2 separate regions of the Mus musculus genome follow, and region 1 is linked to region 2. The links are chromatin loops, found by intact Hi-C in ENCODE. Cell type or tissue: gastrocnemius. All regions are shown on one strand. Each heading gives the region's core, and the rest is flanking DNA. Links, peaks and the distances in the headings are about the cores only.

Evidence for each region. A loop is a pair of places that touch in the nucleus more often than their neighbours do. Peaks named below come from ENCODE experiments on the same cell type or tissue, not always from the same donor. Only the 100,000 strongest peaks of a DNase experiment are listed, where the experiment ranks them.
Region 1: a loop joins it to region 2, with 8 times the contacts of the local background. A loop is called at or near these places in 28 of 42 quality-filtered maps.

The regions. Positions count from the first base shown.
Region 1 is chr3:115,658,852-115,664,232 of GRCm38, reverse strand. No RefSeq gene overlaps it. Among named protein-coding and RNA genes, the nearest start is that of Gm40124, 20 kb to the right of the region's middle. In gastrocnemius, for the core only: a CTCF peak has its summit at 3,036 (motif pointing left); DNase peaks (open chromatin) are centred at 1,866 and 2,966; H3K27ac peaks cover 223 bases.
Region 2 is chr3:115,976,381-115,981,761 of GRCm38, reverse strand. Slc30a7 (solute carrier family 30 (zinc transporter), member 7) reads left to right here. Exons shown (of 11, transcript NM_023214.7): 8 at 2,983-3,118. Mir669n (microRNA 669n) reads right to left here and starts at 1,860; the gene lies at 1,807-1,860. In gastrocnemius, for the core only: a CTCF peak has its summit at 2,568 (motif pointing right); no DNase peak of the experiment used is centred there.

The DNA.
Region 1 (5,381 bases), core at 102-5,101, 320 kb after region 2:
AAGACGGTGCTAAAGATGTTGAAAAATGAAGCCCTCAGGGTGAGTCCTTGCCCAGGCTGCCTGGTTGTAGAAGAAAGAAATTAGATATACCGAGGAAAGACCGTGTGAGGAAATAGAGAAAAGATCTGCACTCCAAAGAGAGAGGCCTCAGGAGAAACCAAACCCATCCCACTATGACCTCGGACCAAGAAGAAATAAATTGCTCTTGTTTAAACTGCCTGCATTGATACCAATTGTTAGGGCAGTCTTAGCCAGTGAATTAAGCAGACCTCTTAGGAAAATTTTTAAATAGTTTAGATCCATTCATTCCTAACCAGGGAATGGGGTACTTGTATTGTCTCAAAGTGTCTTCCTACAAGTTGTTTATTGTCATCAAAGAGAAAAAAGAGTAACTTTGGTATACCAGTTGACCAGTCTGAAAATCAAGGTGGCCACTGAGCTGCTAATGGGTAGGTGAGATATACAGCATGGATATGCTGGTCAGAGAGGTGATCCTTATCATGATAAGGACAGATGGGGGGTGGCACAGAATTCTATTATGTTACTCAGACTGGTGTATAATTTGAAACATTCATTTTCTATTTCTAGATTTTTCTATTTATTGCTGACTATGAGTAACCCCCTTGATAAATGATATTGCTGGAAAAGGAGGGATGCTGTAGCTAAGAGCTTATTATTGTGGGAGCAGGAAGGTTCCTCAATAATCATCAAGGGTACAATGGATACCCCCAATAACAAAAGGTAGGGTAACAGGAGAAACATAACAATTTAATCCACATTTTACATGACATGGGGGCCTTCAGAGACAAAGACCTATGGGAAAGAATGTTTGTGCTCAGATTTGGTGAAGAATAAAGAGCTATGTACAAATTTGACTTAATAAAAATAAACTGTAACTTAATGGCAAAAGGCTAAGGAGTGAAGCTCAATAGGTCAGGTTCCCTTCTTTCTACTATGGGGCAAGGCTCTCTGGAATGGCATATTTCAAGAAAGATGGGTTTCTGGATTTTACACTGTTTCTATCTCTCTATCTCTTTGTCTCTTTGTCTCCATGTCTCTGTTTCCCTCTGTCTCTCTCTGTCTCTCTCTGTCTCTGTCTCTGTCTCTCTCTGTCACTCCATCTCTCTCTGTCTCTCTGTGTATTTCTGCCTGTCTGTCTTTCTGTCTCTGTCTGTATCTCTATATCTCTGTCTCATCCTCCCAAGCATGGCTGCCAATTGAACTATGTAGTTGTGTTTGATGTTGAACCCCTTCCTAATCATGCTGGCTCTACGTCACTAGTACTCAAGTGATAGGCTTCATGAATGCTGGGCAAACACTCTGCCATGTGAACTAGAGCCCCAGCCCCTTATTTCTGATCTCCATAAATTGCTTAGTACGAAGAAAGTCAGGCAGGACAAAGAGATAGGAGAAAGTCAGGGAAACCTTGTTTCTGGGGCCATTCAGCACGTCAAAGCACCATGCTTTGGGGATATCATGTTCTGAGTCCCAACACTGAATTTAGAACATTTTTTTCAAGGGAATAGATATCATGGTAGATTCTTTTACTATTAAAAAGGCAAATGCAAATCTCCCTGAGTTAGGTCACATTATTAATATTTGCTTATTTTTACAGTGAACTGATAAGTTCACTGTAAGCAAGCACTGCAAAATCCCTGAACTAGACCACTCGCTGGATAGAAAAACAGTTTGTTGGGAACAAACTACCTAGCTGAGCTGAGAGTAGGGAGCGGTAGCTTGGAGGGGAAATGACCAAATTTTATATGGGAGTCAGAAGGGTGGGGGTCTCTGAGCTGATGCAGGGATCAAAGCTGTTAGTGATGATTGGGTGTTTGGGTCCGCTGGCAGTTTGCCCATGGCAGTTGCTGGCTGAGAATAAAGAGAGAAAGTGGTGACGGTCCTGGTGCTCGGAAACCCACATTATGAGGTTTCCGAGGAATGCTGAGTTTAAGTTTCTGTTTACCCGATACAAATCTAGCTCGCACTGGGCTTGAGCCATTATTTTAGGACACTACCAGCACACTGTCATTTGGGGGCCTGTGGTGGACCTGCCACTGAGGACAACAAAGCTTGTTAAAGATGGGGGATTATGTCCCTAAGCTGTCTGACTTTGGGACTTAGACAAGGCCAAGTAATCAACCCTTTGGCATTTCTATGAGACAGTGATATTGCTAGCTTACATCTTCATACATTTATACTAATAAAATATGTTCCTTTAGTGATTGCCTATAAGATGTTTGTCCCTTCAAACCATCATTTGTTCACATTAAAATGACAATGGTGTAGTTTTTTGAGTTGGAAGAAGTAAAATCAAGAGGAAGACACTGTGTTAGGTACCTCTGTGTACGCTCAAACAAGCAGGGGATCACTTTGCTTTCCTCTATAGAACTTAAAAGGAGTCAATACGTAAGAATAGAATAGGAAGAGAAGAAGAAGCTATGCGGTAGAGGCTCTATGTACTGTGGGTGGTCACTGGACAGACCAGCATTGTTGCTTGGAGTAACTAAGGAAGAAGGTGACATTGCTCTTCTTCCTTCAAGAATGAAGAGTGGACAGAAAAAGGAAACAATGTGAGGAAATATTTGAATATTATACATAGAAGTATATGGACTCTGTGTGTACATTTAAAAGAAGGGTATATGGTTGGGCTTCCTAGTTTTCAGTGCCTTCATGAGGCATGCAAATATGTTAACAGTCTTTAAAATATGATTACTCATGTAATCCCAGTGGAGTGATGCAAGGAAGGAAGGTTAAGTTGAATTTGAGGTCAGCCTGAGCTATCTGATAATTTCCTTGACAGCCTGGGCTACACTACGAACCCTATCCGCAATCAAAGCATAGCATAGCGCCCCCTTCCTCAGTTCACTACTATCACAGTGAGGCTATAGCCAATCAAGAGGGTGAATTAATTGGACCCTGTGCTATGGCTGTGAGCCAGGCTGGACAGCTACATGGTAGTTCACTCTATCAGTTTGGGCTCTAGGAGCATTGGGCTTGTTTTTAGGTCGCTATTGCCACCTAGTGGCCCTCAGGCCTGTGCCAGCACCAAGAAGGAATTGCAGAGTTACTTCTACTTCTTTCACTGTCTCCTGAAAACAACTCAGGCTGAAAACAACTTAGATGAATTGGCTACAGAAACCTTTGTATAGTGAGCTTGTTAGTAACTCTGTCTTTTACAAAGAGCGGGGATTGATAGTGCTTTATTACTACCACTGTCCTATGAATCTTAGGCTTTAATTAATTTAATTTAATTAATTAGTGGGTTTTCTGTGCCACTAATGGGAGTCTATAGTCACAGAGTCTCTTTGGGCACAGCTGCAGAAACTTAGCTAGGGTCTGACGTGCTGTGTGGGAGAGATGAAATGTTTGCGGGAATCAAGAAGTGGGGGAAGTCCACGGAAGATTCCATAGCTTTAATGACCTCATCTGTGGCTGTTAAATCTGCGGGTTTGTGCAGTGTGTGAAACATGCACTCAGGAGGCAGATGTGGAAGAACCACCTATAGAGAGCTAGGCTGGGCTAAGCAATGTAGGGAAAAGAAAAAGGCAAGCAGGGATGATTTTTTCAACTAAAATTTTTGTTGAGGGGGTTACCCTAAAGAATTTCATGGAATTGGAAATTGCAAATGATGCTTGCCTGGGTGTGAGATTTATGGGTTGGGGGTAAAGATAAGACTATCTGGAGGTTTTGTTTTTTTGTTTTTGTTTTTGTTTGTTCGTTTGTTTTGTATTGTACTGATCCCTGTACGAACAGAAAAGGTAGCAGCACTATGTGTCTTTATGCAACTTTATTCTCCTCCTCCTCCTCCTTTTCTTCTCCTCCTCTCTCTCCTCTTCCTTCAATAGTCTCTCTGTTGGTTCTTGTTTTTGAGCCAGAGTCTCGTCCCATAGTCCAGGCTGACCTGAAACTGTGACTTACGCTGGCTTCAAACTCATAGTGCTTTTCCTGTCTCTGCCTGCTGAGATTATGGGCATGAACTGCCTACCATACCTGGATCTAAACCCACATCTTGATATCACGGAAAAGAAGTGACACACAGATTTGGCAGCTATGCAGAAAACAAAGGCCCTTTGGGCTTCCTCTTAGCACGAGACCTCTGAGAGGCAAAGTGAAGGTGACCTGAGAAGAGGCTTGTTTGCTGCTCTAGTGGGGAAGGCTGGCTGAGCTCAGATTGATGGAAGACCATAATCATGATCTACAGCTAGCAAATGACACAAGGGGACAGCATGGAAGTGAGCATGCTCGATTCTGGATCCACAGCAACAAATGCAGCTGACGGACAGCAAGGAGGTGAGGACCAGTTATTTATTAAATTCTAAGATGGAAAGGCCCCACCTCCAATAGATTGTCCCTTACAGCATCTCTAACAAACAGGGTTTCTTTAGACCTGTCTGTCTGTAAATTTCTGCTCTAATTGTGCATACAAATCATGTAAGACCCTTAAAAAACAATCCCACTGTCAGGGCTCAGCTGCAGAGATTCTGACTTATGCTGTGGCTGGGACTCAATTTCTGGTACTTTTGGAAAGCTTTCTGGATGACTCCAGAGGGAGCCAGGTGACAAGGGAGCTGTGAACTCTGGGCTACTGTTTAGTGTCATTCTTTCCTCTTCCAAAGGGTGTCTGTTTTCAGAGTGCTGATATCACAGGCATTCACCTCTCTACTTGAAGAAGAACTGCTTCTCGACCTCCTTCTTTCTGGCTGTCTGACCTTTCTTCTCTTGTTCTGGGGCATCACTGTTGTGTGTCTGGGTTGGTGCTTGTTTTGATGTTTATCAGTCCTCTCTTAGAAACGTCAGTGCCTTCTGGTCACATAAAGTTTATGTCAGTGCCTTCTGGTCATATAAAGTTTATCAGTTCCTACGCTTTTCATCCCGTAAGTAAATTTCAGCTCTGCAGACAGTGATGGATCCCTGTGACCCATGAGCCTCAGATACCTTGACCAAGAGTATCAGTGTCACCTCAGTGTTCATGTCCCCAGTCCTGGTACTTGGGAGATGGTGGCCAAAGAATCAGAAGTTTAAGATCTTCCTTAGGTACAGAGAAAGTTTAAAGCCAGCCTGGTCTACATGAGACTCTGTCTCAAACAAAACAACACACACACACACACACACACACACACACACACACACACACACGTGCGCGCGCCACATACCCCCAAAACCCACCCCAAAAACTCAACCCCAAACCAAACCAAACCAAACCAAACCAAACCAAACCAAACCAAACCAAACCAAACCAAACCGAAACAAGAAATGGGGATGGTGGTGGTAAGAAGGATAAGAGGACAAGGAGAAAGGAGGAGGAGGGGGATAGGTGGGGAGGAGAGGGAAAGGAGGGGGAGGGGAGGAGGAAGAAGAGGAAGAGAAGAAGTTGGAGAAGG
Region 2 (5,381 bases), core at 171-5,170:
GTATGACAAGCAGTTGTGGCTTTCTTAATTTCATGAAGCTGGCTTCATGGTAAAGTTGCCTGGAGTTCTCTTTTAAGGAAATATCTGTAGATGGTAACAGTATTGTAAGTGTTATCCTTCCTAATAAATGCGTGCGCGCACATACACTCACTCACACATGCACACTTATACTTTGTGTTAGGTATATTAGCGATATTTTGCCACTTGTCTATTTTCTCAGATTTAATTTTAAAAATACAAGAAATTGACAACCCCGGCTGAAGGTAAGTACTGGCCTGACTATCGTGAGTCCAAGGTAGCGTGTTCGCTTCCCTGGATTATTACAGTCATGAGTTCAGGGTAGCCTGTCTGCTTCCCTGGATTATTACAGTCGTGAGTTCAGGGTAGCCTGTCTGCTTCCTTAGATTATGACAGTTTTTCCAAGAGTAACGTTCAATATGTTCTTAAATTGTAGAGCTAAGAATGAAGTCCAGTGAGACCTTTCTCATCTGTGAAAGCATCAATTACTGATACCTAAACAGGAGCTTAGTGTTCCGTAAGTGACAGCAGCTAGAGAAAACTCTGTCTCTGAACTCTGGTACTTTCCTCTGGGTTATAACCCAGTCTTTCACAGTTTCCCCTAGACTGTATTGTCAAAGCTTTTAAGTTCTAACCTCCCTGCTCCTAGCTTTTTAAAGCCGACGTTGGTCTGGTTTTCTCAGTGGCTCCAGATCTAGCCTCTCCTGCATGTGTTTTGTTCTACTGCTTCTGGGTTGAGTTCTTGCTTCTTGTGTTTCTCCATTACTGAAGAGATCACTATACTGAAGGCTTAGGCTGCCTTCTGTCACCAGGTTTCCATTTTCAAAATATATGGCATTGCTTTTAAAAGCGTCTTTGTACATTTTTGACATAGCCGTATGAAGTGCTATCATTGGCTTTGATAATAATTTGTATTTAGTTATGAAAAATCATCATAAATGGCAGGAAGAAAAGCTCGATGTACCCTTTTATTCCTATTTCTGAACTACATGAGTTTGTTGGTCTCAAGAGGGCCTGGAGGAAGCTGCTGGGCAGCTGTGACTGCCTGATGTAAAAGCTCTGCTACCCAAGAGCTCTTCGGACACTCAGCACATGAGCCCCTCCAGCTAATGTGGCTTTCAGTTGTTGGCGCATCTTCAGCTTAGTGAGCCAGGTTTTAGATACGTTAGACCATTGGTGTGTTGCAATGTTGGAGGGTCTCGATCTTATGTGACTTAAACAGACTTTATGTATTTCCTCAGAGATTTTTCTTCATGAATAGTTACTATAAAAGAGTAATGATGTGTGCTAATGAGACCCACTTTCTGGTTAGGATTACATGGAGGCAGGGACTTTCCAGCATCAGAAAAATGAATAACAGATTATTTTCACCATTTTTTTTTCATTTTTATTTCTGTTCGTACCAAAACACTAATTGGAGAATATAGAAACTTAAAACTATGTTATTACATTTAGGAGTTTGTAATGTAGGGATTTCAATTGTATTGATTTATATCCATCTTTTTCATTTTTTTTTAGTTTTTGAAACCAAAGTGTTTTTGATACATATATATGTATATATATATATTATTCTTTGGTATTTAAAGTACAATAGAGAAGTTGGTTATTTACAAGTATTTACCAGTGGAAATACACATTTCATTTTTATCTGCCCAAATGAATACCATTTGTTACAGAACAACTCAGGGCTGGTGAGGTACCTGTATAAGGACACATGCAGCCAAACCTGACAGCCTGGGTTCAGTCTTCAGGCTCCACGTGGTAGAAGGAGTAAGCCAATGCCCTCTGCACATGTGCTGTGGGATGCACATACATTTACACACACATCCACACACAAATGTAAAGATCTGCAGAGTGGTCTGCACAGAGTGAAAGGCCCGAGTGCCCTTTGCTGCGCCCTGCTCTAAGTCACACGGTGGCAGGGGAAGTGTCTTTTCCCAGCAAACGTTAAGATTTACTGTGACTCAGTAGTGCTCAAATTTTAAGCTGCTACAAAGTTTCCTTCAGTTTTAATTGGCACACATTTACCTTTGATCGTTCAGGGAATGTGACGTGAATTTCTAAGCTGGTCGCATGTCTGCCATCTTAACCAGTGCCCTGCAGGGCAGCTGTGCTGAAGGCCGGTGGTTTATGGCTTTTCTTTGTTTTTGTTTTTATTGGTACCTATGTTTATAGATTGCTTTGCTGTGTGATAAATTTTATTTATTAAAGATCTACATATTGAGTGAGTTACTGTCTTAGGTAGTTTCAAAAAGAGTTGCATATATAATTTCTTTCTTGAGATTTTTATGGTTTTCCAGGCCAATATCACTTATGAATCTTAATAGTCCTATATAGTCCTTAATAGTCTACTATGTCCTACTTAGTACTTAATTTCAAAGGTTCAACATGTATTTTCTTGTCCTAGTCAGGTAACTGCTTTTTTGCTTGGTGTATTTGAGGATAATAACAAATTTAGGTAGTGGCATGTTTTGGATAATTAATGTCAGGTTAAGTCGAGTTAGGGTTCATATAAAATTTTATTCCTTAAGCAGTATTTTAAATCACCAGCAGAGGGCTCTATGTGTTCATGTATTCAAAATTAAATTGCTTTCTTCATCTTTTTTTTTTAAAACCTGATGCTCTTTTCTTTCCAGAACAAATTATTTAACCTTTTTTAAAGTAAGAGTGAATGTTCACAGACAGCATTTAAAACTAATTTTCTCTACTCCTTCACTTTCTTTTTCTTTTTTTTTAACTCCTTCACTTTCACTGTTCTGTTAAGATTGAGCATAATTTACCAGTTAGATGTTTAAACTGGTCAGTATGAAAACAGTTATGTCAGTTTATAAATATTCTGCTACACAGTTACTACTGTACTTCTCCTGACTGATTTTTTTTCCTTGATATGTAAGATATTTTAAGTATAGTCCTGAGAAATATTCCCACTTGAGTATTCTAATCTCTCCTATGCTTTCTTTCTAGGTGTATTTTTACACATTCTAGCCGATACACTGGGAAGTATTGGTGTAATTGCCTCTGCCATCATGATGCAAAATTTTGGGTTGATGATAGCAGATCCTATCTGTTCGATTCTTATAGCCATTCTTATAGTTGTAAGGTAAGTGGTTCAGACTGCTACCATCTGTTACTAAGTGAGAGGGAGGTGACAACAGAACCAGTGGCTGGGCACCTTCAGTGCAGATTATCATGTGGGGTTCCCTTTGCTCTTTAAAACAAGTCCTATCCAAGTTCTCCTTATAGCTTTTCCCATTTATATCTTGCCTGGAGTTTTAACATTTCTTTTTGATTTTTGACATTTAAGTAGTTGATCATAATTCAAATCTTAAACCATACACTGTATGTATAGAATAAAATCTTGGCAATGTAAAGTCATTAACTAGACGATTTTAGTTTATATCTAGAACTGACAATGTCAAACCCTGGTATCAGTGTTGCCCCTGCCAGACCCATCTTTAATTCTGCCATTTCATTGGTCTTTTCGCTTGCTCACCAGCCACGGAGCTGGTGGTCTATGAAGACTGTAGGGAGGTCCATCTGCAACGACCACTTGCTGCAGTGCATTGTGTAGTTAATATTATCTTCTAAAATCCTTTGTCCTAAAACACACTTTATTGTTGGCTTCATTTTTATTTTAAAACACTAGAATTATATTCCTTTATCTTGCTGCATTTGATCATTTTAAATTTTGCATAGTGTGTCTCAGTTGGAGCATTATCATCTCTCTGTAGCTGTCCTGTCAGCAGCAGCAGCAGCTTTTGTAGGGAGATGAACGCTGGTGAGAAGTAAGACCGCAGACTTCATAACTCAGTGTTGACGAGGATTGATGGAATAGATTGCCATGGGATTGCAGTGTTAAAGTTAGAGGTGGTTGTTTTTCAGTTTCTGCCCTAAGAATAGACATACATTTTAAACATGCAGATTATTCTTTAAATATTGGCACAGGGATCCAGCTGGTGTTTGGAAGCCTTTCTAGAGCTCAGAATTCCTTTCCCTCATCTGGAGGTCTTACCACACTCCCGGGAATTAGCTTGGATGTGACCACTTCCTGACAGACTTGCTCACTTCTGTGACTACCTGTCTTGCCGTGGGTGTTTCGAGGGCACTCTGTTGTGTTGTATATTATAGTGTTAGTTGCCCCTAATGGTTATTTAAGAGTATGATCGTAGTATTTCCCTTGCTCTTTCTCCACTCATTGTTACCAGAATTCTGACCACCGCCATTGTTTGGTGTGATGACCACTTTGTCCCCTCTTGTCATGCTGCAGTGACATTTCTTTGATGCGGATTATGTGATATACTGCAATTATCTTATCCTTTTCTCACTCTTTCTCTCAGAATAAAATTCATAATCCTTAATGAGACTTCCTGATATTGTTTAATTTTGTTAATCCCCCTCCCTCCATCTCTCCTGCCCCACCTCCAATCTCTGTCTTCTCTAGTGAGTCTTTTCTTTTCAGTTTCCTAACTATGGCAATAAGCCCTCCACATTCCTGTTCTTGTCTCCTCTCTCAACTCTTCCTGCATTTAATGATGCACCTTTCCCCTCAGCTCTCTAGATGTGTGTACCCCAAGTCCACATCCTTCCTATGAAGTATCCCCCTTCGGGGAACATTTCCTGATTTGCCCTCCACACTGTGTGGAGTTTCCCTGGAGCACCTTCTACCAAAGCCCCCTTCCAAAGCATTTAGCCCTCTGTCCCGAGTCTGCTTATGTTTCTCTAGAGCTCTGTGGGGCAAATTGGTGTCCTGCTATGATAAAGTGACCATAGGGTCCTCCCAGCAAAGGAACTGGCACACTTCAGATTGGAGGTGGAAAAACTTAGGCTTTTTCACCCTAAAGAGTTATAGATTTTCTATTTCCAACTTGAATTGTTTTCCTTGTTATCTTCTTACTCATTTCTTATACAAACAAAAAATAAATAATAGATAAATTCATGCGCACACAATGAATTTATCTTGCCACAATGTCTAATACATTTTTTAAAAATTATATACCATCTTCCACAAGTAGCTTCTTTTGGCTCTAAGATCCCTACTATTTTGATTTTATCTTACCATAGGAGAGAGATAATCAAATCAATAAATGAATGTTGCCTCTGATATGATTATTTATATTATGCAGAGCTAAGGTAAGACTTGATGCTGGTCACTGAGCTGTCAGCTGAGACTGAATGATAAGGGAAGTCTGCAGACCTAACTATTAGTCACTGAGAGCTTTCCAGCCTAGGGACCAGTTGGTTTAAAAAAAAAAAAAAACCGAAACAACCCAGCTGTCCTAAAGGGGGCCAGCGTGGCTGAGGCACAGGGAGGAAGAGAAGAGTGGTTTGGGTGAAATTGAAGAAATATACCAGGGAAAATTACA